2 separate regions of the Homo sapiens genome follow, and region 1 is linked to region 2. The links are chromatin contacts, found by Hi-C or POLR2A ChIA-PET in ENCODE. All regions are on one chromosome and are shown on one strand. Each heading gives the region's core, a stretch centred on a gene start or an enhancer-like site at or near the end of the contact. The rest is flanking DNA. Distances are from core to core; before and after follow the strand shown.

Region 1 (2,700 bases), core at 6-2,505, 280 kb after region 2:
CTTGTATGGATTCATTTTCTGCATCTCCTTTTCCAGATCACTCTGGTTGTTGAAGGATTGGTAGCGAATGTAAATATCATCTTTCAATGTGAATGAAAATTCACGGTGTTGAAAGTAATTCTTTATCACTGCAAAATAAATGTACATTTTAAAGTTAATTTGCTACTTTATTTGGCTCAGGGCATTATAATTTTAGCCAATGAGAAGTTTTTTTTTTCGGTGAGGGAATCTTGCTTGCTTCCTGCTCTGTCGCCCAGACTGGAGTGCAGTGGCTCGATAAAGGCTCACTGCAACCTCCGCCTCCCGGGTTCAAGGGATCCTACCACCTCAGCCTCCCGAGGCTGTAGCTGGGACTACAGGCATGCGACCCACCATGCCCAGATAATTTTTGTATTTTTTGTAGAAACGGGGTTTCACCATGTTGGCCAGGCTGGTCTCGAATTCCTGACCTCAGGTAATCCGTCCTCCTCGGCTTTCCAAAGTGCTGGGATTATAGGCGTAAGCCACGGCACTCGGCCCGAGAAGATGTTTTTAATGAGCCCCCTATGCTCAACACCGTGGTAGATGTAAAAGAAAAACAAAACAAAATCCACATGACCTAGTCCCTAATTTGAAAGCAGTTACCATTCCGTATTTGCTAGGGAACGGTACAAAAGATGAAACAGATGCATAAATATTTTAAATATGTAATGCCACCCCTCTCTCCTCGATTCGCACTAATAAATTCAGCTGCAAGGAAGAAAGTATTTCTCTTCCTCTGAGAGAGGCTCTTCCGCTCCTGATGCAAACCATGCCTCAGCAGCTTCACGCTACGCCCCAGTAACCCCCTGGGCACCGCTGCAGGTAAACGGGGCACCTAATGTGAGCCTGACCACGCAGAGGTAGGAGCGGCGGCTCTGTTTTTTTTTTTTTTTTTTTTTTTTTTACAGCGTGGCCGCAGGCTGGCTTATTATATCCTCTCTCGGCCCATTTACACCTATGAAGTGGTGGGGCGGGCTCGAGAGAGCAAATGAAGGCGCGCGGCACAAAGCCTGGTGCACAGAAGGCGCTTCATATTGTCATTCTAAGGACACCCCGCCTCCAACCTCCTCACACTCCGCTCCCGAACCCATTCCTCGCCTCCATCACCTCCACCGTAGTTGAGCCAGCGATAGTACTGAGAGTAGGGAAAGAGCCTCCGGTAATAAAGTTTAAGCAGCTCGGGCAGCTCGGTGGGGTCAAACGTCTCCATTGAGCGCGGAACTCGCCACGGTAAGGATTACCACAGGAATTGGCGGGAACAGCACGGCCGGCGGCCCCGCGACTGCGCAGGCGCTTATGGCCGAGGTCGGCTGTCTGACCCGGCGGCCCGCAGTCCGCCGGGGCCGCCGGGAATTGTAGTTCCCACTTGGTGCGCGCGGGGGCTGCGGGAGACGCAGCAGTTTGCGATCTGCCCACGCGTTCGGGCACTAGGGCCACCGCTCTTGTGGGCAGAAGGCCGCGTCCATTCCAGGAAGAGGATCTTCTCCGGAAATGTGAGACCTATAGCATATTGATTTAGGTTATTAAGATGAAGTAAAAAGGATGCTCCACGTGAACTTTTTGGATGTTTTAGAAATAACACCAGTATCTTTTTTTTTTTTTTTTTGAGACAGAGTCTCGCTCTGTTGCCCAGGCTGGAGTGCAGTGGCGCGATCTCGGCTCACTGCAAGCTCCGCCTCCCGGGTTCACGCCATTCTCCTGCCTCAGCCTCCCTAGTAGCTGGGACTACAGGCGCCAGCCACCACGCCCGGCTAATTTTTTTTTATTTTTTTATTTTTTTATTTTTAGTAGAGACGGGGTTTCATCGTGTTAGCCAGGATGGTCTCGATCTCCCGACCTCGTGATCCGCCCGCCTCAGCCTCCCAAAGTGCTGGGATTACAGGTGTGAGCCACCACGCCTGGCCGACACCAGTATCTTTTAAAAACGTTTGTAGGCAGGTGCGGTGGCTCATGCTTGTAACGTCAGCACTTTGGGAGGCCAAGGCAGGAGGATCGCTTGAGGCCAGGAGTTCGAGACCGGTTGGGGCAACATTGTGAGATCTCTGTCTACACACACGCACCCACACACAACTAGCCAGATGTAGTTGCGTGCGCCTGTAGTCCCAGCTACCCTAGAGGCTGAAGGGTTGGGGGCGGGGAGTGGGGGGAGGGGGCAATCAATCTCTCGAGCTTGGGAGGTCCAGGCTGTTGTGAGCCATGATAGTGCCACTGCACTCCAGTCTGGGCAACAGAGAAAGACCGTGTCTAAAAAAAAAAAAGTTTTGGAAATTAGTTCTTCATGGAATTTCATGAATTACTAGATCCAATATGTGGAAATAAATAACCAAATGAGAAAAGCATAGGCTATTTATTCAGAGCTTACTATAGCAAGGGAGTCAGCCATCATCACTTGCATTTGACAGGACTCAAAGGCAGGCAGAGGAGTAGGAAAGCTTTATAAAAAAGGGAAGCCGTCAAGGTATTCTTTGATTGGAGGCTGTTGGCATGGAGAAGCTGTACCTGGGCTAACTAGTAGTAGGATGCGGTATGTGATTGGTTTAGGGGTGGGTGTTTGGCTTTCTTTGGTTGGACCTATGTTGGAAGCTGTTAAGGAAGCTGTAGGATACTAGTTAAGGCATTTGGGCCCATTGCTACAGGGGTTGTTGTTTGGCCTCCAGGATCATCATTAGAGATAGCAGT
Region 2 (2,700 bases), core at 13-2,512:
AAGTGGACTGATTAAAAAAATGTAGGCCTGGCATAGTGGCTAACACCTGTAATCACAGCACTTTGGGAGGCAAAGGTGGGAGGATGGCTTGAGCCCGAGAATTCGAGAACAACTTGGTCAACAAAGCGAAACCCCCGTTTCTACAAAAAAGTTAACGGGGCATGGTGCGTGCACATGTGGTCCCAGCTACATGGGAGGCTGAAGCAGGAAGATCGCTTGTGCCTCGGAGATGAAGGTTGCAGTGAGCTGTGTTTGCGCCACTGTGCTGCATGCAGCCTGGGTGACAGAATGAGACCCTGTCTCAAAAAATAAAATAAAATGGAATGCAGATCGAAATGTTCAATATAGGCTGTCCATAATCTCCTACCTCATACCCTGAACCAAAATATTGCTACTCTTGGTTAAGTTCAGAAAACTGAATGCTGAGTTAAACCATCCGTTCCTAGCCTTGAACATACAAAACCAACATTAACAGTATTTATGTATTTACTATTAATTATAAACAACTGTGAATTACCCAATGGTTGCTATTTGCCAATATATATCTAGATTAATTATTATTATTTTTTGAGATGGAGTCTTGCTCTGTCACCAGGCTGGAGTGCAGTGGCAGAATCTCGGCTCACTGCAACCTCCCACTCCCTGGTTCAAGCGATTCTCCTGCCTCAGCCTCCCGGGTAGCTGGGATTACAGGCGCGCGCCACCACGCCCGGCTAATTTTTGTACTTTTGGTAGAGGCGGGGTTTCACCATATTGGCCAGGATGGTCTTGATCTCCTGACCTCGTGATCCGCCTGCCTCGGCCTCCCAAAGTGCTGAGATTGCAGGCGTGAGCCACCGCGCCCGGCCTAGATTATTCTCACTTAATTATTACTAAGGTCTGTATATAATTTCTATTTTATAAATTAGAACACTAAGGCTCAGAAAAGTGGAGTGAGTTGCCCAAACTCACACAGTGAAGCCGGGATCAAAGCTAATTACAGTACTGTCTAATTTTAAAATCTATACTTCTAAGCATCTGGCTACACTATATCTCTAAAAGTTTTACGTAGTTCAAATGTGAGCAGCGTTCGTCTACGCAGAAAAACTGAATAAGCAGCATTAACCGCGGGCAGAAACAGAACAGAAACCACTACCTTGGCGGCCGCCCGCCCCCGGGCGTCGCCTACGTCATAACACTGCGCGGCCGCCCCTCGCGCACCACGTGCTAGGGGAGCGGGCGGGCAGATGGCTGTGTCTGTAAGCGGGAGGCGTGCCCGGTTCATCCAAGGCGCAAGATGGCGCTGCTTTTTGCACGTTCTTTGCGCTTGTGCCGCTGGGGAGCCAAACGATTGGGAGTTGCCTCCACAGAGGCCCAGAGAGGTAGGATTATCTCTTTTTACTCTTTTACCTCCAGAATGGCTGCCGTCTATTATTCCCAGACCCCACTCCGAGAAGCAACTCCAACCCTCTCGGGTCTTTTCCTTCCCCACCTGCCTTGGTCTTAAGATTCCAAACCTGTGATACCATTTGGTTTCTTTAAATTCCGGGACTTACTCAATCCGAGTTTTTCAGCTCCGTGAGCTATCCGTAGTAAAGCGACCTCGCGACTCTCTTGCCCGCTTGGCATTCTGACTCTTCCCTAGTTGCTCGTGTATCATGGCTGCCTGCCTCATATCTGAATATATCACCAGCCCTAGGGTTCTAGCCCCTGTTATTATCCCGTCTTTTTGCTCTGCCCGCAGGCGTCAGTTTCAAACTGGAAGAAAAAACCGCCCACAGCAGCCTGGCACTCTTCAGAGATGATACGGGTGTCAAATATGGCTTGGTGGGATTGGAGCCCACCAAGGTGGCCTTGAATGTGGAGCGCTTCCGGGAGTGGGCAGTGGTGCTGGCAGACACAGCGGTCACCAGTGGCAGACACTACTGGGAAGTGACAGTGAAGCGCTCCCAGCAGTTCCGGATAGGAGTGGCAGATGTGGACATGTCCCGGGATAGCTGCATTGGTGTTGATGATCGTTCCTGGGTGTTCACCTATGCCCAGCGCAAGTGGTACACCATGTTGGCCAACGAGAAAGCCCCAGTTGAGGGTATTGGGCAGCCAGAGAAGGTGGGGCTGTTGCTGGAGTATGAGGCCCAGAAGCTGAGCCTGGTGGATGTGAGCCAGGTCTCTGTGGTTCACACGCTACAGACAGATTTCCGGGGTCCAGTGGTGCCTGCCTTTGCTCTCTGGGATGGGGAGCTGCTGACCCATTCAGGGCTTGAGGTGCCCGAGGGCCTCTAGTATGTCCATTACTGGAGTCCCTAATCACGCCTTTGGCCAGCCTCCTTTTGAAAGTGTCCGAAGCCTTTTTACTTTGCCTCAAGCAACCTCTAGCTCCCACAATTCAGTGTTGGGTCCTCTGTGCAATATCATGATCATCTTCCTCATCCCCTACCTTGTGAAAGCTAGGCATACAGCCAAACCCTCCTTTTCCCCACCCACCAACTACTGCCAATTTCCTAGGCTACCATGGGTGTATCTTCCTTGACCTGCTTCCTTCAGTCCCTCTGCCTCCCTTTGCCCAGGCCTTTCTCAGACTGTATTCCATCCTGGGGTCTTATCATTCAGCTTTGTTTGAATTTATTAATCACCATGATACCTCTCCCTCCCTTTGTCCACATGTAACTTGTTCTTGGGGCTCTACCAGATGGCTGAAGAGTAAATCCTTTCTACCTCTGG

Evidence for each region. Hi-C counts contacts between places; a loop is a spot of excess contacts on that map. ChIA-PET counts read pairs that join two places held with the same protein, here RNA polymerase II (POLR2A). Pooled maps may share reads with other maps.
Region 1: a pooled map shows a loop between it and region 2 (6-fold over the local background). The contact joins the promoter of PRIM1 here to the promoter of SPRYD4 in region 2. A Hi-C loop is called at or near these places in 6 of 50 pooled maps. POLR2A ChIA-PET finds 5 or more read pairs at or near these places in 3 of 52 experiments (H1, OCI-LY7 and WTC11).

The regions. Positions count from the first base shown.
Region 1 is chr12:56,751,068-56,753,767 of GRCh38, forward strand. It overlaps PRIM1 (DNA primase subunit 1), which reads right to left and starts at 1,256. Exons shown (of 13, transcript NM_000946.3): 1 at 1,129-1,256; 2 at 1-128. The coding sequence starts at 1,231. RefSeq lists a silencer at 898-1,192.
Region 2 is chr12:56,467,316-56,470,015 of GRCh38, forward strand. It overlaps SPRYD4 (SPRY domain containing 4), which reads left to right and starts at 1,263. Exons shown (of 2, transcript NM_207344.4): 1 at 1,263-1,361; 2 at 1,724-2,700. The coding sequence starts at 1,277. The coding sequence ends at 2,262. RefSeq lists enhancers at 931-1,000, 1,011-1,190, 1,511-1,560, 1,981-2,110.